Linked DNA regions of Homo sapiens: regions 1, 2, 4 and 5 are each linked to region 3. Evidence: chromatin loops called from intact Hi-C (ENCODE). Cell type or tissue: heart right ventricle. All regions are shown on one strand.

What was found. Hi-C counts contacts between places; a loop is a spot of excess contacts. Peaks named below come from ENCODE experiments on the same cell type or tissue, not always from the same donor. Only the 100,000 strongest peaks of a DNase experiment are listed, where the experiment ranks them.
Region 1: it touches region 3 in a loop (15-fold over the local background); 27 of 110 quality-filtered maps call a loop at or near these places.
Region 2: a loop joins it to region 3, with 2.3 times the contacts of the local background. A loop is called at or near these places in 5 of 110 quality-filtered maps.
Region 4: it touches region 3 in a loop (10-fold over the local background); 50 of 110 quality-filtered maps call a loop at or near these places.
Region 5: a loop joins it to region 3, with 3 times the contacts of the local background. A loop is called at or near these places in 32 of 110 quality-filtered maps.

Annotation. Positions count from the first base shown.
Region 1 is chr6:5,299,444-5,304,443 of GRCh38, forward strand. All of the region lies in intron 1 of FARS2 (phenylalanyl-tRNA synthetase 2, mitochondrial), which reads left to right. Among named protein-coding and RNA genes, the nearest start is that of FARS2, 40 kb to the left of the region's middle. RefSeq lists enhancers at 2,784-2,843, 2,793-3,087. In heart right ventricle, a CTCF peak has its summit at 4,012 (motif pointing left); a DNase peak (open chromatin) is centred at 3,976.
Region 2 is chr6:5,054,234-5,059,233 of GRCh38, forward strand. All of the region lies in intron 2 of LYRM4-AS1 (LYRM4 antisense RNA 1), which reads left to right. It also overlaps a transcript of LYRM4 not described here. Among named protein-coding and RNA genes, the nearest start is that of PPP1R3G, 29 kb to the right of the region's middle. RefSeq lists enhancers at 3,121-3,170, 3,231-3,290. In heart right ventricle, a CTCF peak has its summit at 3,053 (motif pointing right); a DNase peak (open chromatin) is centred at 3,068.
Region 3 is chr6:5,212,596-5,217,595 of GRCh38, forward strand. It overlaps LYRM4 (LYR motif containing 4), which reads right to left. Exons shown (of 3, transcript NM_020408.6): 2 at 4,023-4,143. The region is part of intron 3 of LYRM4-AS1 (LYRM4 antisense RNA 1); the gene reads left to right. Among named protein-coding and RNA genes, the nearest start is that of LYRM4, 46 kb to the right of the region's middle. In heart right ventricle, CTCF peaks have their summits at 1,482 (motif pointing left) and 2,355 (motif pointing right); a DNase peak (open chromatin) is centred at 2,340; H3K27ac peaks cover 1,254 bases.
Region 4 is chr6:5,141,817-5,146,816 of GRCh38, forward strand. All of the region lies in intron 2 of LYRM4 (LYR motif containing 4), which reads right to left. The region is part of intron 3 of LYRM4-AS1 (LYRM4 antisense RNA 1); the gene reads left to right. Among named protein-coding and RNA genes, the nearest start is that of MIR3691, 4.0 kb to the right of the region's middle. In heart right ventricle, CTCF peaks have their summits at 1,991 (motif pointing right) and 2,195; a DNase peak (open chromatin) is centred at 1,995.
Region 5 is chr6:5,395,797-5,400,796 of GRCh38, forward strand. The region is part of intron 2 of FARS2 (phenylalanyl-tRNA synthetase 2, mitochondrial); the gene reads left to right. Among named protein-coding and RNA genes, the nearest start is that of FARS2-AS1, 60 kb to the right of the region's middle. In heart right ventricle, CTCF peaks have their summits at 139 and 2,867; no DNase peak of the experiment used is centred here.

The DNA of each region.
Region 1 (5,000 bases), 87 kb after region 3:
AGCTGTATCGGTATAATCTTTTCTTCTATAACAGCAATGGCTGTCTTGGACTGTGGCTTTAAGCTTATTCGGTTGAAAGTTCATCAAAGTTTGGAGATGACACTTGGGGTTCAGGGGAAACAAGTATTCTCTTGGCCTTGCTTTTGTTTAAAAGATGAGTTTAGATGTGCCATGTTGGTTTGCTGCACTCATCAACTCGTCATTTACATTGTGTATGTCTCCTAATGCTATCCCTCCCCCAGCCCCCCACCCTCCAAGAAGCCCTGTTGTGTGATGTTCCCCACCCTGTATCCAAGTGATCTCATTGTTCATTTCCCACCTATGAGTGAGAACATGCGGTGTTTGGTTTTCTGTCCTTGTGATAGTTTGCTGAGAATGATGGTTTCCAGCTAAAGGACATGAACTCATCCTTTTTGCTAGTTTTCCAGTTTACAGATTATAGGACTTCTCAGTCTCGATAGTCACATAAGCCAATTTCCATAATAAATTCCTTTATCTATTAAAAAAAGATTAGATATAAAATTTTAAATATTTGCCTTTTTTATTTATATATGAGAGCTCTGTCAGTAGTTGGAGCAGAAAGTTTAGATGTCAAATTTAAAAATGTTTTCATTTTTTGTTTTTTATTTACCTATGATTTTATTTATCTATGAGGACTCTGTGAGTAGTTAGAGAAAGGATGTAGGATCCCTGGTAGATTTCCTGCTGTGTATCTCTTAGAGCCCTCACTGAGGGCAGAAAATGATTGGATTACTCTGGTGGTTGAGGACAAGAACTTCTTACCTGCTCCAAAACCTTTTTTGATATAGGTAGAACAGAGACATATGTGTCTCTGTGTGTACATGTAAGTATATATAACATAAGCATGTCCAAATGTTATGTCTGTTTATAGTCATACACAGCTGCTGATTCAGAGTGACATAGTGGAAATTCTTCCTGACCTTTGACTTGGAAGGGACATCTGATGGTGATCCTTATTTTGTTTTTTTTCAAAGAGAAGCACATTTGGGTTTGATATGGCATTCACATTTAGATAATTTCATGACGGTTGTGGGGACTGGGAATGTAGCTCTCTTCTCACTTTTATGCAGATTTTTCCCCTTAGTTAATTACTGAGGTGACAGGTGTCTGTGTGGAGATGGTGGGTGGGGCAGGGGACACTGTTGGATGAGAGAGACAGATTGCTTAGATAACAGTCATGGGCATCTGGTCATTTCCTTTTTCTTTCTTTCTTTCTTTTTTTTTGAGACAGGGTCTTGCTCTGTTGCCTAGGCTGGAGTGCAGTGATGCCATCATAGCTTAGTGCAGCCTTCATCTCCCAGGCTCAAGCTACCCTTCTGCCTCAGCCTCCCAAGTTGCTGGGACTATAGTCATGTGCTACTTATACCTGGCTAATTTTTTTTATTTAAAAAATTTTTTTTTGTAGAGATGGGGTCTTGCCATGTTGTAAACATGGGGTCTTGCTGTGTTTTGTAGAGATGGGGTCTTGCCATGTTGCCCAGGCTGGTCTCAATCTGCCTGCCTTGGCTTCCCAAAGTGTTGGGATTACAGGCGTGAGTCACCATGCCCAGCCACATCTGGTTATTTCTGAAGTCCTAGAAAATGAAGGCTGTGCTTACTGGGGGTGGGAGGGAGTGTTTGGGGGGCTCTTGGATCAATTGGTATGATTTTTTTCTAGTCTGTAGTCTTTTATTTTTCTTCTCTATAATTATTATTCTCTGGTTGTTGACCTCCAGGGTCTGGTTAGTTACCTATGTCACTAAGAAAAAGGTCAAGGGTTATAGAAATGAGGCACTTACTTTTCTGATGCCTTAACTTAGTTTGCAACATCCTGGGAGTTTGAAATAAGATGGTAGCAAAGTTTGGGCATAGTGGCATGCACCTGTAGTCCCAGCTGCTTGGGAGCCTGAGGCAGGAGGATCCTTTGAGCCTAGGAGTTTGAGGCTGCAGTGAGCTGTGATCGTGCCACTGTACTGTAGCCTGGGTGATAGAATGAGACCCTGTCTCTAAAAGAACAAAGAAGATGGCAGCAAAGTAACGGCAAGTTCTCTTTCAAAGCCTAGCCCACTGTTTTGCAGAAGGTGTTCTGCCAGCCCCATTCTTATCTCCAACCCACCTACCCCATCTCCTGGATCAAAGCCAAAATCATTTCTAAGGGAAGCAATTGTGAAATCATTCCCTTCTATCAAGAGCAGTTTGCATTGTCTCCATGCAGAAAGTGTGCAGTTTAATATATTAGGGTGGGTTGCGGAGTGGCAACTAATATCAAACAATTTTTTTTTAAACTAACATTCTAGTTTTATTGAAAATGAGTCCAGCCTGCTGGGTGACAGAGTAAGATGCTATCTCACACACACATACACACACACACACACACACACACACACACACACACACACACACAAAGAAAATGGGGCTAAATTGGTGGACCCCACACAAGTAAGGGTTATGTCAGATGATTTTGGTGAACCATCCTTCATGTTGGGAATTCACTCAATAAAACAGATTAAGAAGACTTGGTCCCTACCCTCTTAAGAACTTACAAGGAGCTCCTTATGTTGTTGGTCATTTATCTTCTTAGCCATGCACTTTTCCAGTTACCAGTCATGCCCACCTACCCTCTTTGTCACTTACAGACTCCAGGTGACAGTCTTCCCACATATTGGAACACTTCTACTTCAGAACTTTCCTCTAGAGCTCTGCTCCCCTAAGTTTGGTCCTAGGAACAGCAGAATCTCAGGCGCCATCCAAACCTGTGTTGTTGTGTTGTTTAACAAGACCTCTAGGTGACTTCTGTCTGCAAAACATGTTAAGATTCAGATTTTATTTCAGTAGGGCTTGGTGGGGACTGAGATTCTAACAGGCTTCCAGGCAGTGCCCATGTCGGTCTGTGCACCACGTGGTAGATAGCAAGGCTTTGCTGTCCAGAGAGATTACATCTCCCTTGTGTCAGAGAGTCGCAAAGCTGCTTGGGTTATCGGATGACATGGGATGACATAGGCTAATCAAGTACCTCTGGCCTTGGGGAGTTGAAGTTAAAAAAAAATGTGCCTGGTTATTATGTGCTAGCACAGTTCTCAGAGCTTTACTTGCACACTGAATCCTCTCCTCAATCTTAGGAGGTGGACACTATTACTATCTTTTACAGATGGGGAGATGAGGCACAGAGAAGTTAAGTAGCTTGAGCAAAGTCACATGAACTAATGAGTGAAAGAGCAGGGCTGTGAACCAGGCAGTGTGGCTTCGGTACCAAGGTATGAAATTACTGTGCACTTCCTGACTGTGTGGGGGGCTATAACTGTTGGCAGGGAGAGTCGGCTCACGGTGCAGAAATGAGAGTGTTTTGGTTTGGGCAGTGGAGTGGTTCCAGAAGGCACGCTGAGTTCAGGACTGAGATCAGCATAAGGAGGGCTGAGCAACAGAGAGCGGGACTGTGTGGTTCATGTTCGATGGACAGGGTTAGTGGAGGAAGAAGACACACAGGGTGCCAGCTGCTGAGGAACGAGAGTAAATATAGCAAACTTTTATTAAGCATTCATAAGTGTCAGATACTGGGGTTTACATTTGTTGTTTCATTTGACCCTTATAATGATCCTGTGGTGCAGGTACAAATCTTTTAGAGAAGGAAACCGAAGTTCAAGAGAGTAATTCTCCCAAGATCATACAGGGAGAAGAGTAGCTTAACTTGAATTTTAAGTCAGTGCCGTCTGATTTCACAACCTGTATGTGAAGCTTCTTTGCCCTGCTGCTTCCCTGGCAGGGACTCAGTGGGGAAGTGAAGGTATAGAGGAGAGAAAAGAACTTGAGCATTGACACTAGGGTATAAAGAGGTGCCTGGACATAGAGATGAAGGGCAAGAATGCAAGAGCAGCACCTGGGACTGACTGGTTGAAGCTGGACTGGAGATCTCTGAGATTTTCCTGAGTGGGACTGGTGCCTGGACTGGCACAGGGCTGAAGCTGCACGTGGGGCTAAATGGCCCCAAGGTGAAGTCGGTTGCCATCTGCTGGTTGAGGCTTGTTAGGGCTGAGCGCACACCTTTACCTCCTGTGTCTTCATCCTTGTGTCAGCTCGGGAGAGCCGCTCCTGCCCTCCCTCTGAGCCTGCCCTCCCCACGACTCTGTTTCTTAGACAAATGTGTTTGCGGCCACGCTGGCTGCTCCCCAAGCCCCCTGCTTCTCTGAAAGTGAAAAGTTGCTTCTGCTTGCCTTCCTCCATCTTTGTGATTATTGCATTTCTTGCCACAGACATTTCTCATTGCTCCCAATGTGAAAATCTGGGCTTGTGACTTTAACCAAATGATTGTACAGCCCCATGTGACCTCAAATAAATTTTTTAAATGGATAACTAAGCTGACAGTATGTGAAGTGCGCCCGGGGAATTCTCTGCCTCGGGATGCTCGTAATGAGGGGAATTGACTGGGGTTAGCAGATGGACACTGCTCATTTTTTGGCAATCATTGACCAAGTACGCAACACCTCCAGGTGGCTCTCCGTGGACTGCTCTGTGTGGCTCAGCCCATGATGCCTGTGCGTCCGTAGAATGCTAATGGTCCCTCTTCCTCCCTGAGTAACATAGCAGGCTGCATGGTCTGGTGTGGCTCTGTATCCTTGAGATCAAAGCATGCATATCATTTTTAAATAAAAGATTATCTTTTAATTATAGAGGCATCATAGCAGTATTACAAAAAGCTTAGAAATAAAGAAGGGAAAGCACCCACATTTACCACCCTAAAACATGGTAATCAGTTTTTAAACAATTGTTCAGTGGCTTTTCATAGTTGTATCAGTTGTTTTGTATGTGCGTTTCCCCTTATCACTGTATAATCCCCATAGTTACCATTTGAATGGCTGTATCATATTCTGTTGTGATGCCACATCATTAATTATTTAACTCTGTTGTTGACATGTGCGTTACTTCCAACTTTTTACAGTTACTAATAACAGTTAAAGGTATACATTTGTACATGTAGCTATTTTCATATTTTGAATTAGTCTCTT
Region 2 (5,000 bases), 160 kb before region 3:
CACTGTGCTTCCACATATGTTCCTGATTAATTGTCCCAACAACTCTGAGAGGTCGGTGTTAGTATGTTCAGTTTCCAGATGTGGAAACAGAGGCTTAAGGACTTGGAGTAATTTACTCAAGATCCCAGAGTCAGGAGAGAGGGAAGCCAAAATTGCAACTGTCCTGCTCCAGTGTGCATGGTCTTTTCATGGGAGGTTTGTGCAAACAACACCAAATCCTAAGCCTTTACTCTCAGCTTCCAATCATGCAGAGTATTTCCTGACAAATTCCTGGTAACAGCATTATTCTACAGCATGCCCCGGGAGTCTTGGGAGTCATACTTGGTTACGAGAAGTGCAAAACAAAAATAAAACTCTAAGCGCCCCCAACCAACTGAATGGATCCCTCTCTTGGCCAAGAAGGATTCCAAAAAATACCTGAAAAACCACATCAGCCCATGATGGGAAGGAGGAGTCAGACTTACCTCCTTCTACTGTCTTCCCTTTGGAGTTTAGACGTGACTGACCAACATTAACATTGACTCAGAGACCTTAAGACTGAAAAAACAGACTCTTTGTAGCAATAACATACCACATTCCAACCTGACTCTGGTATGGAATCACATGACGGATATCAGGCCCTGAAAGAAATGGCAGTATTTTATCCCAAAATATATTCCCTTGACATATTTTGAAATGACCCTGAAAACCTGTCTCTTGTGGGGGAAATTTGCTTTCTATAGAGAATCTTCTTCCCTTATTAGGCCTTTTCTGGAGAGTCTGACACCTTTTAGGGTCAGACAAGAGACATTCACTGCTTATTCTCTCTGAAACCTGCTATTTGGAGGCTTCATCTACATGACAAGAACCTTGGCTTAAGCTCCAGCTTAACTCTTTCAACCAATTGCCAGTCAGGAAATCTTTGAATCCACCTATGACCTCGAAGACCCTGCTTCGAGAAGTCCTGCCTTTCTGGGTTGACCCAATGTATACCTTACATGTATTCATTTATGTATTTCCCTGGTAACTTCTGTCTCCCTAGAAGGTATAAAACCAAGCTGTAACCCAGCCACCTTGGGCACATGTTCTCAGGACCTCCTGAGGCTGTGTCACTGGCCATGGTCCTTAACCTTGGCAAAATAAACCTCTAAATTAATTGAGATAAGTCTCAAATACGTTCTGGTTTACAGAAGAAAAGTAGAAATGGGAGTAAGAGTAGGCCAAAGAAGAGAAGAATGGACACGGTTTCACCCTGATGAAGTCACTGTGCCTAGTAATATCTCAGACCTGTGATTATTACATTGCCTGGCCAAATAGGACACGTTCCTCAAGATTAGGCTCAAATGCTACCTAATATCTGTCCCACTTCATACTCCCCACCCTGGAATCCTCTTGGCTCAGTTAAAAGTGTTTCACGTTCTTGACTGGTATCTCCAGACTGAATATACCTTCACTCTACCCTCCACCCCTAAACCACTCAGGTCCAGAGATAGTTTCTAAGTGGGAGAAAGGATCCTTAGCTAAGACATCTCTGGTCCCCATGCCAGAATCTACTCAGAGGGTCAGTTTGTGGCTTCCCTTCAGTGGGGCTTGAGAGACAGGGCCAAAGGGACTCACCAACATAACCTTGAAACAGTTAAAAACCACGTGCACCCTGCCAGATAGACCTACTAGAATCTCAGGCCAGTGGTTATTCAAGTTTTTGGTCTTTGGATCTCCTTCCTTCTTTCCTTCCTTCCCTCTTTCTTTTCTTTTCTTTCTTTCTCTCTCTTTCTTTCATCTCTCTTTCTCTTTCTTTTTATTATTAGAGACAGGGTCTTGCTATGTTGCCCAGGCTGAAATGCAGTGGCTATTCAACAAGTGCCATCTTAGCCTCCTGAGCACAAGCAATCCTCCCACCCACTTAGTCTCTTGAGTAGCTGGGACTACAGACACATGCCACCGTGCCTGCCTGGCTTTTTTGCAAATCTTTTTAATGATTGGCTTTTTAAAAAACAGTTGGATCCTCATATCTACTTCTGCATTCAACCAGTTGTGATATGTTTTCTGCTTGAAGGATATGAAGAAAATCCAGCCTCGGATAGATAAATAGTTGGAAAAGGAAAGAGTGTCTTTAATGGCCTTTTCAGAAGACTGTAGACATTCTTCTTTGATATGACACCAAGACTAAACTGGATGTCATTTCTTTAAGGTAGTTGCAATATGGAATCTGAAACCTTATTGTCAAACTGTCCACACTATGTTACATTACAGTCAGTTTATCTTGCACTTTAAGCGGATCTTTTACCTATGCATAGTCTTGTAACATTTTGCATTGATCATTTGGAAAATATGGTTCACTGAAAAATGCAGGTCTTCCAAATGTTGGCAGCTTTTCTTATCCAATAGCAACAATCACATTTGTTTCAATGCTGATCTCATCATAAAAGTCTTTAAATACCAGGTAGCTGTCAAGCTCATGGTACATACAAGTATTTCAAAATTATCATTTTTCCTTCAAAGTTCAGATTTTAACCTTAGCAATGCATTATTTCAGTTGTTTTCACTGCACTTCATTGAAGTCAGAGGTTCACATGGGTTATTTTCAAGAAAATGTCTACCAGATGCCCAAGTCTGAATATTTATAGTTTATCCATTGTTCAAGTAAAAAATAATGTTTCACTATAAAAGCAGCCAGTTCAACTCAAAACTCAATCATCCTAGAGCTTTTCCTCAAAGCAACGTCATACATTGGTAGTAGAAGTGACAAAATACTTCCTATTTTGTCACTGAATGTTGAAAAGACATGTACTCAAGAGTTGAGAGTTAATAAAATTAATTATTTTTATTGGTTTATCTAGGATATTTTTAAGTGATACGGGTAGGGCTTTATCCATCATTGCTTTTGCGGTATCAGTGCAAGTGTCCACAAAGTTAAAAAGGCAAATCATGTCTTAGCATTGTTATGAAAATAGTTTCAACCTCTCAACCCAACCCCCCTTTCCCCAAAGGCTCTAGGAGACCTGGGGGCCCACGAGCCACACCCTGAGGTCTGCTCTCCTAGCCTGCTGTCATTGCTAAAGCCTGCACGGGCTTCGACCTGAAGGGGGAGCTCAAGGCCTTCCCAATCTTCTTCCTTCCCTCTCCTCCCTGCCCACCCTTTCCCTCAACTTTGGGACAAAAGAGACCAGGACGGAAGACACCAAGGGACTCTAGCTTTGGAGTTCAAACTTCCCTCATTCCGGCTGGGCGTGGTGGCCCACGCCTGTAATCCCAGCACTTTAGAAGGCCAAGGCAGGCAGATTACTTGAGGTCAGGAGTTCGAGACCAGCCTGGCCAAGATGGTGAAACCCCCATCTCTACTAAAAATTCAAAAAATTAGCCAGGTATGATGGCGCCTGTAATCCCAGCTACTCGGGAGGCTGAGGCAGGGGAATCGCTTGAACCTGGGAGGCGGAGGTTGTAGTGACCCGAGATCGCACCACAGCACTCTAGCCTGGGCGACAGAGCGAGACTCCATCTAAAAAAAAAAAGAAAAAAAAAAACTTCCCTCATTCCTAGTGAAACGCTCACTTTTTTTTTTCTTAAAGAGACAGGGTCTCTCTCTGTCACCCAGGCGGAGTGCAGTGGTGCAATCATAGCTCACTGCAGCCTCGAACTCCTGGGCTCAAGCAATCCTCCCACCTCAGCCTCCTGAGTAGCTGGGTGCACCACCACATGTCCAGCTAATTCTTATTTTTTGTAGAGATGGGGTCACTTTATGTTGCCCAGGCTGGTCTCGAAATTCCAGACTCAAACAGTCCTCCTGCCTCGGCCTCCCAAAGTGCTGGAATTACAGGCATGAGCCACCACACCCTGCCTCTATTCAGTTATTTATATGGCCCATTCCTCCACATTAGGTTCCAAATACAACAACATCTCCTTCATTCCATTTTCCCGAGACCCAGTGTCTCCTTCTTCGGGTTCCACCTTATGAAGAGTCTACACGGGGCTCTCTGTGACTGGAGAGAGGAGAGGACCTGAGTTCCATGAAACCATGGGAGCCACTGCTTCTTTTTGTCACATGGGGTCATTAATGAAACCAAGCCTTGCACAGTGTGACAGCAGATGTCTGTTCAGAGCTGCTGGCCTTCCCTGAGTGCTGCCTGCTTTCTCAACGGCCTGTCCCAAGCCTGCTTTCTCATGTCCGTGGGAACAGGTGTTCTAAGGTCCGGGGCTTAACATCCACTTCCACACCAGCCATCGTTCTCCAAACCACAGCCACAGGGCCACAGAGAGTTGACCTGGGGGAGCTTCTGCACCCGCCACACAGTGGTTCCCCGCTTCAGCCTGGATTCTCTCTGTCCTCCTTTTCTGCCTCTGAGCCTCCGCCAGCTCCATGTGACTCAGCTTCAGGCATCCCTCGGGGGGAACCCATGGGCACCCAGTGTCCAACCTACCCCCTCCTCAGAGGACTCTTGGCTGTGTCTGCCTCCCCTTGCTATGTTTTGCCTTCTGCCTTCTTTATTCCCCTGTTATTTTTCCTGTTTTAGCCATGCTTGATTCGGTTTTACAGCCCTGTGTCTCCCCACTATTTTTATATATATATAATGCTTGAATGCTTGCTGCTTTGTTTTCCATTTTCTCTTTCTAGTTTAATGTTCTTTATATTCCTTTAAGGTAAAAATGTCTTGCTTCCAACTTGTTTTCCCTGATTTATCATTAACTGCTTTTAATTGAAAAAGTAATAAAAGCACATGACGAAAATGGAAAGAGATGAAAAGCATACACAATGAAAAGCAAGCAAGACCTCTGCTCTCCTAATCTCTGTCTCCAGAGGTGACACTGCTACTGGCTTCTTGTGTTTCCTTTTAGAAGTCCTCTATATGGCCAGGCATGGTGGCTCATGTCTGTAATCCTAGCACTTTGGGAGGCTGAGGCCGGAGGATCCCTTGAGCCCCGGAGTTCAAGACTAGCATGGGCAATATTGAGAGACCCAGTCTGTACAGAAAATTAAAAAATTAACCAGGTGTGGTGGCACACACATGTAGTCTTAGCTACCC
Region 3 (5,000 bases):
ACTTGCTTTCTGCAGAGAGGGAGAACCTATAAGAGCTTTCAGGGTCAGCTGGCTTTACAGAATCATCTTATATGGAAATAATGGCACTTTATCAAAAGGTAGAAGAATGTCTCTGCTAATTCTGGGCTATGACATGAGGCATGAAGTGGGAAAGAGATTCGAGACTGACAGACTGGATGGTAATTTTCCAGGGGAGACGTGGTCCAAGAATGTTAAGGAAAGAACAAGTGTATGTCTGGCTTCTACTGAGTGGGCCATAATCATGGAAAATGGGCAAAAGGAGGCTGACTTGCTTATCATGAAAGAAAAACGAGCTGCCACTTCTTGGAATGAGAGTAATCCTTAAGGACTGTGTGAAGGCTAACAAATGCTGATGTATCTAGAATCCCTCAGGGTTGCCAGAATGAAGACTGAAGATCTTGCACATTAAGGACATAAAGGAAGAATGAATGACCTCTGAGCAGAGTTGAAGTGCTCCTTAAATACCATCGGAACAAAATGGGAGGATGACTTAAGACTATCCTTCAGTTTCTACTGACTCAGGAGCCCATGTCCTTGAACTTCTGAGTTTGCTCTAAGGAGCTAGAAGACCTGAGCTCACGCCTGGCCATGTGGCCTTAGACAAGGCTTCCACCTTTCCTGCATCTCGGTTTCTCTACCCAGAAAACCAGGTCATTTTTGTCCAGAGACTTATTTTAAAAAGCAAAACTTACTAGGGTTATGGGACGCGGGGGTGGAGGGGTATCATTAGCACCACAGCTGACTCACGTGACTGAAGAAGCCACCCTCTGAAGAATGAGTGGAAAGCAGGGTGAGCAGGTAAGTGTTGTGGGTGAGATTTCAGTGTGAGCACTGCCTTTATGGCATGCATGTCTGGCAGCTGGAAAAGTGGCTGTGGGCTTCCTCACTGGTGGAACCGTGAAGCTGGGATCCATGTGCACCTGGGTGGGTGGGGCTTGGAGTCCAAATCTTCAAGTGGGAGAGAGACGTGATATGAAGAGTATCACAACTCCATGAGGGTTAATATGTCACGATCCCCATCAGATTTCCATATTCCTTTCATGGTTCATTCCTTCAGGAGGGAGACTGTGGGTGGCCAAAAAGACACCCTGATTTTGGTGGTATAGACCCTGCCACTGAGATGTATGATCTCAGGGAACATACTTCATGCATTTATTTAGTCAGTGAAAACTTACTAAGAGCCAGCTCTATGTGGGATGTTCTAGATCCTGTGGATAATAACAGCAAGCATTTGCATAACATTTCCTATGTGCTAGCATTATCCCGGGGGCTTTGCATATGTTAGTGTACTTGATCCTCACTACAACGCATGAAGTAGGGCTTACTTTCATCTGCAGTTTGCATTAGGCACTGAGAGGTTAAATATCTTGCTCAGAGTGACATAGCTAGTAGGCTGAGTCAGGATGTGAACACAGGCCGGCTGGCCGCAGAGTCCATGCTCTTCGCCACCCAGTGGAGATGATGACAGCGACAGGGGAGATCCCTGTCCTCATGGCCCCTGCCGTCTTGCAGAAGAGGGAGAAAATAGACAAGGCCACAAGTAATGTCATAGTAGGTACTGATAAGTGCTGTCACAAAAACTAAGGCAGGGCAGCGGAGAGAGAGAGAATCTGTTTTAGATAGTGTGGTCCCAGGGGGGCCCCTATGGGAAGGTGAAATCTGAGCACAGGCCTGGGTGGAAGGGGGAGGGAGCTACAGGAACATTTGGAGGGACTCCTCCAGGCAGGTGGTGCACAAGCATTGAGATGGGAGCAAGAAGTTCAAGGAAATAGGGAGTGTGAGGGAGAGGAGTGCAATGGAGGGCCTCTGGGGACCTCACACTGGCTTCAGGTTTTATGTTAGGGTGTCACGAAGCAAGAGCCTTGAAGGGGTTGAACGGGGCAGTGGCCCGATCTTTCTTTTGAAAAAGATCACTGTGGTGGTGGTGTGTGGAGAACAGACCATGTGTGGGGTGGAGTAGGGGCAGGGGCACCCGGAGGACAGGTCAGAAGGCTGCTACAGCAGCCAGTTACAGAGAACAGTGTGCAAGAATACAGACTCTCCACCTTGCCATAGGCTGTTAGTCCAAAGGCAACTTACGCCAGCTTGCAGCCAGATGGCCGGGGGAGCCACTGTGCCTTACGCCCTAACTACTGTAAAGGCTGCATGTGGATTCAGGAAGAGTCTTGACATGAAAGGGAAGTGAGTAGAAACTTCCCAGCTGCTGCTGTCTAACTGGTTCTCTGAAGGGATGAGAATGCTTTCATCCCTGAGGTGGTGACAGCAAGCTGTTCTGCAAGGTCGCCGTGTGTATTCTCCATCGGGAACGTGCAGTGGCCAGGCTGCCCTGGGGAGGGCGCCCTTGCCCTGCACATGCCACTGCTCCAGTGCGTCTGTCCTGGGAGGGGAACTCACTGGGATGTCAGATGAGGGCCAGTTTAGTATTTTTTTTTTTTTGCAAGGGTAGTTTGAGCATTTCAAACCAAGAAGTGACACAGACAATTAGATATAGCGGGAGAAATGATGGCACAGATTATTTACAATCCCCCTTTTCTAGGCAGTTTATACTCTGGATAATTTTACGCTAAAGATAAAACCTGCCTGTTTTGCCAACCTCTACACAGAGTAAGTGCCAAAGAACAAAATCTTTCTGAGTTTATGCAAAGTAAGAACTCAGCTGCTTGTTCTTCTATGCTCCACTGCTAAAGGACCTCATAAAATTCAACTACTGGTGACTGGAAATGCCATTGTTCTAGAGTTTTCAAAATGCTGACTCATATAAATGCCACTCTCAAAGTATACATAAATGTGCAGATCAGTTTCTTTTCTGAGTACCTTACTATCCTCATGGCTTTAGTTAGAGATCATTTCCTAGGCCTGTCTGAGTGTGGCAGTTACTGTATTACTAAATAGCTGTAGAACTCAAGGATGGTTAGGAGAATCCGAAATGCTATTCTAGAAAGAACTGTTACATTATGTAGGCAATATAACAAGACCTTTAATCTTGACATAAACTGCAAATTATAGTTTCAAATATTGCTTCTTTTTTGAATTCTTTTTAGAGTCAAGCATGAAGAAGGGTCAGGGAAAGATTATTATCTAATTTAATGTCAGCCAAGCTGGCATCTCTTGATGCTAAAGAAGCCCTTTCAAAACAGCACAGCATAACTTACAAAAATGGTAAAGAGTTTCCCCCTCCACACTTTATAAGCAAATTTCCTGCAAGTAAAAGGGAAACACGAATGGAAGCAGAAATGGAGTTTATTGCGTGATTGCTGCTAAGTCAAAGAAAAACAGTGAAAAGGGTGTTTTTTAGAGAGCAAGAAAACCCATCAGTGGACGGTGACTTTAACCTCTGACGTTCTAATTACTCTTGCGGATGTTATCAGACCACGCAGGAGATCATGCCGCTGCACATGCTCCACCCACCTCATGAGAATGAGAAAAGGAAGCACAAGTCAAGGTGATCCTTGGCACTTCCACAAAACGAAAACTAACACACCCTCCAGGTTCCTTTATGGGGTCAGCACCCAAGCAGCTGTACTTTACACCATCTGCACCTGCAGATGCACCTCCCATGTGGCAACGTAATTCAGGTTCACCACCCACAATGGTGTCTTCAAGAAAAGGGCCACGTTCTGTTTATCCTGAATTATGATTAAAAATACTAGGAAAGGGAGAATATATTTATACTCTGAAATATATCCAAGTACACATGTGCGATACATCTTACAAAAACTTAGCTTTCAAAAAAATTAATGCAGAAGTTTCTCATACTTAAAAGTATCAGCTTTCCAGAAGGATACACTCCCTGGAAATTCCGGAAAGCTGGTATTTTAAGTTCAACTTGAATCTGAAAATATGAGAGTTCACCTTTACATGTCTGTATTAGTACAAGGAACAGAGTTTCATGATCCTGCTCTGTAAATCACCAACACCAAAAGCACGGCTGTCTAATCAAGGGGAATATGTCGAAGTTTAAAGCTCTTAATGAAAAACAGTACATCATTGAACCATCTTACCTGTCGACGAATTACTCCAAGGTCTCTCTTGGCTTTATTCACTAGGGTTTGAATTTCTACAGGATCCTTTACATTTTTATTTTCTCTGAAGGCATCTCTTATCCTCCTGACAGCATATGTTCTAAATGAATTCAGAGGAAAAAAAAGAAAAGGTGTCAGCGTGTCTGAGGCTATGCTTTCAAATGAATTTTAAAGTTTTTCCTTTAGAATTAACTGTTTAATCTTCCCCTACGGATAATCCACTTTGATCTTTGCTCGTGGCGCAGGCTGATCCACTACCATTCTGGGATGACTAAGCAAACAGATTTAGGAAAATAAATCTACTCAACAAGTCACATACAAATGGCAAACTGCTACTGAAGTGTTCCTTAGATTATTGGTTCTTTAGCCTTATTCACATCTGGCTTCATTCCATTTACATGGATAATTGAACCTTTAGTGTACAGAGACAAATCAAGAACTCAGAGGTTAGCGGCAGTGAACCATGATGGTGCTACTGCACTTCAGCCTGGGCGACAATGCGAGACCCTGTCTTAAAAGAAAGGAAGAAAAAATTCAGAGGTTACATGACGATCGTATTTGCATGTACCCAGATAGTGACCTATGCTTTCCAGTCCTTGTCCCATATTCTGGCTCTCACTTCCCTTTCTGTTGTCCACATTAGGATCCCACCACAGTTGAACCTGTGGAATTAGGCCAACACGCTTTCTTTACCTCCATCTTGAAAGTGCACACGCCTACCACCCACCCCCAACCAGACAGCTCACTTGCAGTACAGGACAGCAGTTCCAGAGCAAGGCTTGCCCATCGGACAGGCTTGGGTTTGTAGCCTTGCTCCAGCTTCTACTGTTTGTGTGAACTTGGGCAAGCTTCTTAACACAAGGCCGTGTCTCCTCATCTGTCAAAAAGGCATAATACTGCTAAAGGCTGCTGGGAGGACTAGGCTTTATAATGTGTGTCTGGAATTTGGCCCAAAGC
Region 4 (5,000 bases), 71 kb before region 3:
AAAACGTTAAAGTTTCCAATGACTGGGTTTGGAGCTCAGCCTTTTTGTTTCCCAGAAGAAGAAACTGAGATCCAGAGAGGTTAAGACCAGGTCAAACTACAAACCAGAAGCAGAGCTGACCCACAAACGCACCTATTTACCCAGCACAAACCCATGCCATGATCGCTGAGGGTCTGTGACAGGCTGCCCTGTTTCTGTGCATGTGTCGGGGGGGATGCGGGTACAGGTGATAAGGAAACCGGTGTGGCAGATGGTGTTTTCCAATGATTGTATTACAATGAATGGACCCTCCTCTACTGAGTGAAGGGGTTTGTGTTCTCTCTATGTGAACCTGGACAGGTTCTATAACCTTGACAGTGGAGGTGACGCTGTACAACTCCTGAGGCTATGCCGTAGAGAAAATATGGCTTCTGTGTGGCTCTCTCTGCTGGGACTCTTGCCTTTGGAACCCAGCCGCCATGTTGTGAGGAAGCCCAGGTTACAGTGAGGCCATATGTGCTATGTTCTGGCTGACACCCTGGCCAGACTCCTGGCTCACAACTAGCATCAACCTCCAGACAGCTAAGTAAAAGATGATTCCTGCCCCCAGCTTTCCAATCTTCCAGCTGAGGTTCAATCACTGTGGAGCAACACAAGCCCCCCTCGCCATGCCCTGTCTGAATTCTTGACCTATAGAAGTGGGATGTGGCAATAAATGAAGATTGTTCTTTGAAGCCACTAAGTTTTGGGGGATGACTTACTGTGCAGCAATAACTGATATACAAGGTCCTTAAATCACCAGCCATTGCTAGATTTCTTGATTTTCATTTCTACCATTCAACCATTCCCCACCCCCTTCTACTGTTTACAGGTAAAGGCCATGCACCTTTTCATTTTTTCCCCTTAAAACCTGAAACATGATTTTTTCCCTAATGACTTAGCCCTTGCATTAGGAGATGGTGTAAACTGACAACGCTTTGGGACTCACAGCCATGCCCAGATTTGAAGAGCCCAGGATGCTTTCCCTACGCTGCCTCGTAACTTCAGTTTCTGGAATGCCTTTCCCTAAGGAGAGCGCAGCCATCCCCAGCCATGGACCCTTGGCCTGCTGGCCTCATGCAGATGTCTCCCAGGAGGCCGCATCGCGGGCCGGTCCCCTGTGTTTTCAGTTTTCATCAGCACTCCTATATCCTTGCCCTACTCTGACTCCCCACGTGGCTGCATTCCGGATATGCTCTGTCCAGCCTCTCCGGAAGTTGGGATGCCACATGTATTGGTTCAGAGCTGGTGGGAGATCAGTGATGCCACTTCCTGTTCACAATGCCTCAGGGGTGATCCCGATAAGTGACATCTGTTAGCGCTCTAGGGCCTGTGGCCACATTGAGGAGGCCAAGCCTGCACCACAAGCGGATCTTCTGTGTGAGTCAGCACACCACTGTCATTCAGGGTACGGTGGCCAATCTTACACAGGGGATCAAATATGCCTTCTGGCTCCAGTGACTTATGGCAACCTCTGGGGCACAGTTTCGCCACTGGGGATGGTCTTCAGGCCCATAACTGTGTGAGTCTGTGCTTATACATGGGCAAGTTTTACTGGCAATGTGAATAATTCCTATTTCCTTAGCGTAATATATTGGTGACTGTGATACAGACATCGGGAGGTTGACAGACACAATAACAGGACCTATTATAAAGACAAACCGAGTATTGTGTCCTTGGCCTTGAGATGTGGCTGGCATAGGCCTAAGCTCAGAGGGCCTGATAGTGCACAGAACTGGTTAAAAAAAAGCCAGGAGGAAGAAATCGGCTTTGTCATCTCTCTCCATCTTGTTTTCTCTGTCCTGCCAGAATTTTAAGGAGTGCTAAGGGTCTCTTCTGCAAGCCTCAAAAACACAAGGCAATACAGCTCTGATGGAGGCAAATTTTACAGCAGAAGAACCTGAGTGCCAAAGGCTGCGGGAACAAAAAATACCAGAGCAAGAATTAACAGCATGAGAAAGCATGCGGCCAGCAGATGGCGACAGAGGCCTTTGTGAGCCACTGGCTGCCGGGTTCTCAAGTGCTGGAAGGTGGCTCTTCACAGCTATTGTATAAGTGATTTATGTATTTGGATTCTGCTCAATGTTATATATGCATTACTGAATAAAACATTCACAGTATATCTTCCACCAGCAGCTGAGCTCCAATTCTAAGCTTCTGAGGTCTAATTCCCAAGGCTCAAAGAAGCCCCTGACATCAAATTGCTTTCCTCCCTGAATAGCTGCTTCATACTCCAGAAAAAGAAATGCTTAGAGAGGTGAGAGCGATCTGATCTGATGTGACCACATAGTCAGAATGCTCACCAGCTCTGTGAGGAAGAGCAAACGTCTGTCAGGTGGTTTCCTCAAGGCCAACTTGTGCAGGGCTTCCCCAGGCTCCGGCTGCTGTTCCCCGACTTCCTCCTGGCGGCTGTGCCTTGCTCAGCTACCTGCACTGAGATACAGGCAAGTCTTGGGTGAGGGCTAGCCTCAGTTTGGACAAGAAAAAGAAGTGGCTTACGTGTAAGAAATATGTCAGGTGAGGCCGGGTGCGGTGGCTGAAGCCTGTAATTCCAGCACTTTGGGAGGCTGAGGCGGGCAGATCACAAGCTCAGGAGATCGAGACCATCCTGGCTAACATGGTGAATCCCCGTCTCTACTAAAAACACAAAAAATTAGCCGGGCATGGCGGTGGGCGCCCGCAGTCCCAGCTACTTGGGAGGCTGAGGCAGGAGAATGGCGTGAACCTGGGAGGTGAGCCGAGATCACGCCACTGCACTCCAGCCTGGGCGACACAGCGAGACTCCGTCTCAAAAAAAAAAAAAAAAAAAAAAAAAAAAAAAGAAATACGTCAGGTGAATTTTCCAAACCGGGTATTTAATCAGTTAGCTACCCATGGCCCCAGGAGCTGGGAAATCACTTTGTTCCTGCCTGGGAGCAGGAGCTGCATGTGTCTGGGAGCTGCAGTGCGGCGCTCACTCCCGGGCTGCCCGGCCTTCCCTGCAAACCTCCGTAATCCCTTCCCGCAGGTGTTTCTGCGAGGCCACGCTGGGTGACCTCTGAGGTCTCCTTTAGGTCTGTGCTGAGACGCTTTGACGCGACATGGGAAGCAGGCGCAGGCCACAGAGTTTCTAGCAATGAGCCCAAAGTGAGAGTCAGTGTGATGGGGTGGCTCCCGGAGAAGGACACACTCTTCCCTGGGAACATATTTGAGAGGTAAAAGGGCAGGCCCCATCTCCAGGCCTGGCGCTGGAAGAGAATTCCACAGAAAGCAGAGAACAACGGGCACATCCCTGTGGAAAACACCAACCTGGCATTTCACACACACAATCCATGTGTTGGCATTCCGTCTTTAGTCACTGACAGGTCATATGAGTTGGAATCTGAGGCAAGCTTCTCCTGCCCCTTTCTCCCATTTGCTCCCCACACCTGGTTTCTCATTTAGAACAAAGGAGAGAAAGTGCAGTTTCGGTGAGTGGAGGAGCCGGCAGCATCTCCAGGCATTTCCATGTGGGGGGCACGCGCCTGTGTAAGTGCCTTATCGCCCTCACGCTGCAAACAGTGCTGCGAAGTCGGCACCAGTATTGTTCTCATTTTGCAGGAGAGGAAACTGAGGTTCATAAAGATTAATAAAACATGTGCTTAATTTCCCTTGGTGACTCCGGAGTCAACGCTCTTCATCACTATGACGGCGAGGGCGAGGCTGCGGAATTTCTCTGCCACACCTAAGGCCCTCTACCCACCAAGTAATAAAAAAGCTTCATCAGAAGGGAAAGCAATAGGACCCCAGCCTTATGAGGAAAAAACATCACAGCAGAGAAGGCTGCCAGGGAGGAGAAAAGAAAAATCATTTCCTATTTTCGATCCTCATGCCTATTAATATGAAATGGTAGAAAACATCAGAAAGGTCACCAATATGTCTTTAATATACGCCCACTTCACGTGGTCTTATTTACACCCACGGCTTCACCACCAATGCTCTAGTAATATTGACTGCTAGAGGTGGGCTCCTAACTCAAGCCCGCAAACCAGCATATTCAGCCTTTAAATCCCCTCTAGAGTTCCTGCATTCCATTCCATTCCACTCCATTCCCCTTGGCTCTCTCTTCCCTCAGCCGTCAAATGATCTCTTGCTTGGATTAGGTTTCTGCCTGGACACTATGCCTCTACGATCAACTCTGCAATTAATTTTTCTCATGATTGCAATTCCTCTAGCATATATATACATTCAATGAGATCGCTTCATTGCTCCAAATATTCGAATGCCACCTCATGGCACATGGTGCTTCTGGCACTGGATTCAGACCTGCCTGCCTCAGCACGGGCTGTGTCTCATCCACCACACATCACAAGCCTGTGAGTTCAGGGGCAGTTTAGTAGCATGTTTCCCGTATTCAGTCCTAGCAAATGAATTCCTGAGAACTAAATGAATCGTGCAAGGTGCTGAGGGGTCCCTTATTGATGCCCTGTCCCTAAGGAGACTAGACTTGACTCAGAGTAAAGAATGGGCCTGTGCCAGGTCTGTGCTTCCATCTTGCTCGCATGTTATCTTCTGAGGGGGTATTGTTACCTTCATTTTTTTTATTGGTGAAAAAACAGAAATGCCGAGAAGTTAGATAGTATTATACTTTTGTGCAGTCCATAGAGCTGGAAAAGGGAGAGCCAGGATTTATACCCCCAGGCAGGACCTGGAATGCTTGTGAAACGCAGGCCCCACTCAGTGGCCCACTCCACAGCTACCCTCCTTCCTTCTCAACACAGCCCCAATTTCCCCCTGAAGCGGGCCTCTTCCCAGCACAGCCCCCAGGCATCAATCTTGCTTGACGTTAGGCAGTTGTGGTGGGGCCCAGCTACCTGTCCAGTGAACAGCTTAGGAATAATTGCATACCACAACTCTGGCCAAAGTGGCTAGAGGAGGGGGTTCCTGGGCCTTCTGCAAAAGGGTTCTTTCCTCTCAAAAGAAGACAAGACTCAGGGGCTTTTCTATTTTTACTGTTGGACACT
Region 5 (5,000 bases), 180 kb after region 3:
TATCCTTGTAGTAACATTTGTTGTTTTCTCTGCAACTTCAAATGTAACCTTGCTTATTGAGGAAATGTATAAAATATCTAAAAGCACTGAGAAGAAAAAAATTATGGGCAATCTGACCACCTAGTGGTGATAAATGTTTTTAATGTTATGGTTTTGTTTTAAATCTTGAATTTTAATGTTAATGTCATAGCCCACTGACATTCTAGTATTCTATTAGGATAACTCTATTTCATATATAACTATTCTTTAAAGAAAATTGTTATTGCTTGCTAATTTAATCTGTTGTATTTACTAAATTCATTGTTCTTAAAGAATAATGTTCATGAAACCTGGAATTCATATAAACTGCTTCCCAAGAGCTCCATGTTGCATGTATATTATGTTTAAAAGGTACTGAGAGATTTTTAAAAATAGATTCTAGTAATTAAAGGCTATTTTTATCTTTCAGTTAATTTCCTCAGGGGAAATAAATTCCAGTGATGCTAAAGTTGCTCAAATATTGTTAGAGTTGTGTTTAATTTCACCGTTATATATTGTCATTGGTCCTCAGCCTTCATCCCTTCAGAGATTTGTTTTTTGCATAATCATTTGTAAAAAATCATTTGGCTACAAGGCTGGAATTTGGGGTTGTCAAGCGGAGTAATAATACTGTTTTGATTAAGAACAAGGTATAAAAGTATGAGGATTTTTCACCCCCTGGGAGATTTATAATTTGATTCTGAAAGCAGTTTATGAAATCAAGTTCCGGAAACTTCCACTTCTTTCACAGACTAGATATGCTGGCTAAAAAAACCCCAACTAGACTCCACATAAAATAATTTTGTTACAATTTTTAGGCTCACCGAAAGTGACAGAACTTCCCAAGGGAGAGGGGAGAAAATGGAAGGAACTGAGCGCCAGGAGCAGTGAGCTGACATGAAGCGTGTGGAGGTGCTACAGCTGCTGTCAGCAGCAGGGCAGCTGAGCGATCAGGCCTCTTGGTAGTAGTGGCAAGATGGGGAAGTCAAACCTGGGCCCCTCACCTTCACCTCTTCAAGAGCGGTAAATTGGTTCCAGGGCTGTTGCTGCCCTGGTTACACACAGTCTTTGAAGGCAAGTGTCCCCTACCTAGGCCCTCACGTTTCCCCCTGATTTGATATCATCCAGCCTAAGATCACCACACACAAACCATCCTGTGTGAAAATCAGCAGAAATCACACCCAGTTGCTTCAGCTATTTGAATTCCTTGGCGCAAAGTATAAAATAACTGTATGAAATCTTTAAAGAAGTAGAAAATACAATCTCAAATACGTATAAGTAATAAAAATGGTTTTTAACAAAAGATCATACATGAGTTATTAATCAATGAGAAGACATGGGGGAAATGTACATGCATATTACTCATGAAGGAAGACAAGCTGAAAAGGCTCCATACTCTATGTTTCCCTCTATATGATATTCTGGAAAACACAAAGCTAGGGAAACAGTGAAAAGAGCAGTGATGATCAGGGGCCAGTGCGGAGACAGTGATGAATTGGCTGAGCGTAGAAGATTTTTAGGGCACTGAAAACACTGTGTGATACTATAATGGTGGATGTATGTTCGACATTTGTTTAAACCCATAGAATGTACAACTCCAAGAGTGAGCCCTAAGGTAAACTAAGGACTTTGGGTGATTATAATGTGTCAGTGTAAGTCCATCTAGTGTAACAAGTGTACCACTCTGGTGGAGGATGCTGATAGTGGAGGAGGCTGTGCATGTGTGGAGGAGGAATTATATGGGATATCTCTGTATCTTCCTCTCAGTTTTGCTGTGAACCTAAAACGATGCTTAAAAAAGTCTTTATTTAAAAAAAGAGACTATGCCGAATTGAGAAAGAACTAAATAGAACATGTAAAATTGAAAAATGTGTTTGCTTGAATTTAAAAACATGTCCTTTTTCTGGACTAGAATTCAATCTAGGATTACATGTTATATTTTTCACGTGTCCATCTCCTTTATTAAATTGGGATAGTTACTCAGTCTTCCTTTGTTTATTATGACTTTGATGTATTTGAAAGGTACTGGCCATATATTGTTACTCAGTCTTTCTTTATCATGACTTTGATATGTTTGAAAGGTACTGGCCATATATTTTGTGTCATGTTTCTCAACTTGACATGATTTTGTATTTTCTCATGGTGAAATTCATATTCTACATTTTTGACAAAAATGCCATGGAGATTTTGTTGTGCCCTTAGTGAGTTCTATCATGAAGAACGTGGTGGTGATATGTTAACTCTGATCACTCGGTAAATGTGGCATCCATTAGGATTCTCCGCCATTATTATTTTCCCCTTTGTAGTTAATAGTGTTTGCAGGAAGATACTTTGAGACTGTGTAAATAGTTCTCATAATATTTTGCCCTATTAACTTTGGATTCCCTTGATAATTTTTGCCAGAAATTATTGTGGTGTTTGTCAAATGGTTATTTTCTTTCTAATTTATTCTAAAGGTATTAATTAGAATTTTACTGTAAGGAAGACCTTTACCTTCTCTCCCATATATTTATTTAATTATTTATATCAGTATGGCTTCATGAATATTTGGTTATTGTATGGGTTATAACCTATTACTAAAATGATTTATTTTATTGCTGAAATTTACCCAGGTTTGGTCTTTGGGAGCCCCTTAAGTAGTTTTCTGTGTCCTCTGACATGTTATCATTTTTTGTCCCCATGAGATATCCCAGATTCATCTTTTACTTTCTCCACCCCAGCCCTGGAATCAGTCATTTCTTTAAGAAACTCTGTTCCTTTTTTATTAAAGAATGGTATTTAGAAGCCTAGACCTGAGTATACTTATTGCCCTAGGGATATCATTACTTGTAGGCCCCCTCTAGTGACAGAGCTAGGAAATACATATACCTACTTCTATTTCCGTATTGATGTATCTGCATATATGTTACAAAATATGAATTCATATGAGTACCTCCAATCTAAGCCAACACCACATGGCTCATTCTAGCCCTCCCCATTGCCTTTGATAGTGACAGTGAGAAACCTGGTTCTTCTTACTCATGACATATTTATTTTCTTGTTCAGTCCTGGAATGAACATAAAGGTAGTTTCATAATTGTTAACACATACCTCTGTGGAAAAAATTTGCTAACTAGTGTACAATATTTGCTATGTTTATTTTGTTTTTCATCTTATTTAGTTAAAATACTGTTTTTGAAAGTTATTTTGGTTAATTCTTTTCTTCTCCACTCTCTTTAAGTGGCTGTCATTTATTTAGAATAAACTTCTGTCCATCATTACTGTTTGTATTCCATTTGTGTTCTTCCCACCTCTGGGTAGATTTTATATTATTTTATTATTATTATTATTATTATTATTATTATTATTATTATTATTATTATCATCATCATCATCATCGAGACGGAGTCTCCTTTTGTTGCCCAGGCTAGAGTACAGTGGCATGATGTAGGCGCACTGCAATTCCTGCCTCCCGGGTTCAAGTGATTCTCTTGTCTCAGCCTCCCAAGTAGCTGGGATCACAGACGTGTGCCACCACGCCTGGCTAATTTTTGTATTTTTTGGTAGAGATGGTGTTTCACCATGTTGGCCAGGCTGGTCTTGAACTCCTGACCTCAAGTGATCCTCCTGCCTTGGCCTCCCAAAGTGCTGGGATTGCAGGTGTCAGGATTTTATTTTTAATGTTTTGCGTAGATAAAGTATTAACGTCCTTCTAAAACTCAGAACTATACAACAAGGTTTACTTAGAGGTCATGACCCCCACTCTGCCATTCATTATACTCTATTCCCATTCAACCATTTTTTCCATCCTGTTTCCACCACCTCTGTGTAGGTGATTTATTTTTGTTATTTCTAGCCTATCCTTCCTTTTTTTCACAAATGAGATGATTCATGTGTATTTTATTATTTCTTACATGAAAGGTAGCAAGTAATATATGCCCTCTTGCACTTTGCCTTTTTTATTTATCAGGATGTCTTGAAAATCATTCCATATCAGTCCAGAGAGATCTTCCTCGTTCTTTATTACACCTGCAAAAGTACTCTATTGTATAGGTAGACCATAGTTTATTTAACATCTTTCCAATGTGAGACTTTTTAAAAAAATATGGTGCAGTTACAAACAATACTACAATGAAAATTTTGTGCATGTGTATTAATGTTGGAAGTATATTTTCAGGGTAAGTAGTTAGAAATGGAAGGACTGGGTCAAGAGATCAACAAATATGTAGTTTTGTTGGGTGTTGTCAAATTCATCTCCAAAAGGGTTCTACCAGTTTCCATTTTCACCAGCAAAGTATGACTGTACTTATTTTCCAAAGCCTCAGCGTATTCAAAAGAATATGTTGTCTGACTTTTAACTTTTTGCCATTGTGATAGAAGTATTATGTCAGTGTTATTTTAATTTGCTTAATTTGCTCTTTAAGTTTGAATTCCTTTTCATGTGTTCAGGGGTCATTTTCATATCTTTTTTTTGATGAATTGTCTGTTCTTTTTCTATGGAGTTTTTGGCCCTTTGTCAACTTTTAAAAGTTTCTTTACGTTAGTGGTATTACCTCTTTGTGGTGTATGTTTCCTGACTTTTGTTCCCCTTCTTTTTTTGTCAGTTTTCAGGTGGAAAGACCTTTATGTGTGTGTGTGTTTGTATGTTGTTAATGGGAATGATTTTTAGTTTTATTGTATTTTAATCAGAGAGTATAGTTTATTATTTCTTCTTTATGGAATATACTTATTTCTTTGTGACTTACTATGTGATCAATTTTTGTTAATATTCTCTGGGCCCTTGAAAATAAAATGTATTTTTCATTATGAAGGGAGTAAGTTTAATATGTGTGTATGTGTGTGTGTGTGTGTAAAATATACGTATACATATTTATGTATACACACATGATTTCATTTCCTAATTATGTTTTTAGGTCTTTTATCTTATTAATTTTGCACATTTGATCTTATACTAAGAATGATGTATTAAAGTTTCCTATTATCATTAATATTAATGTGTTTCT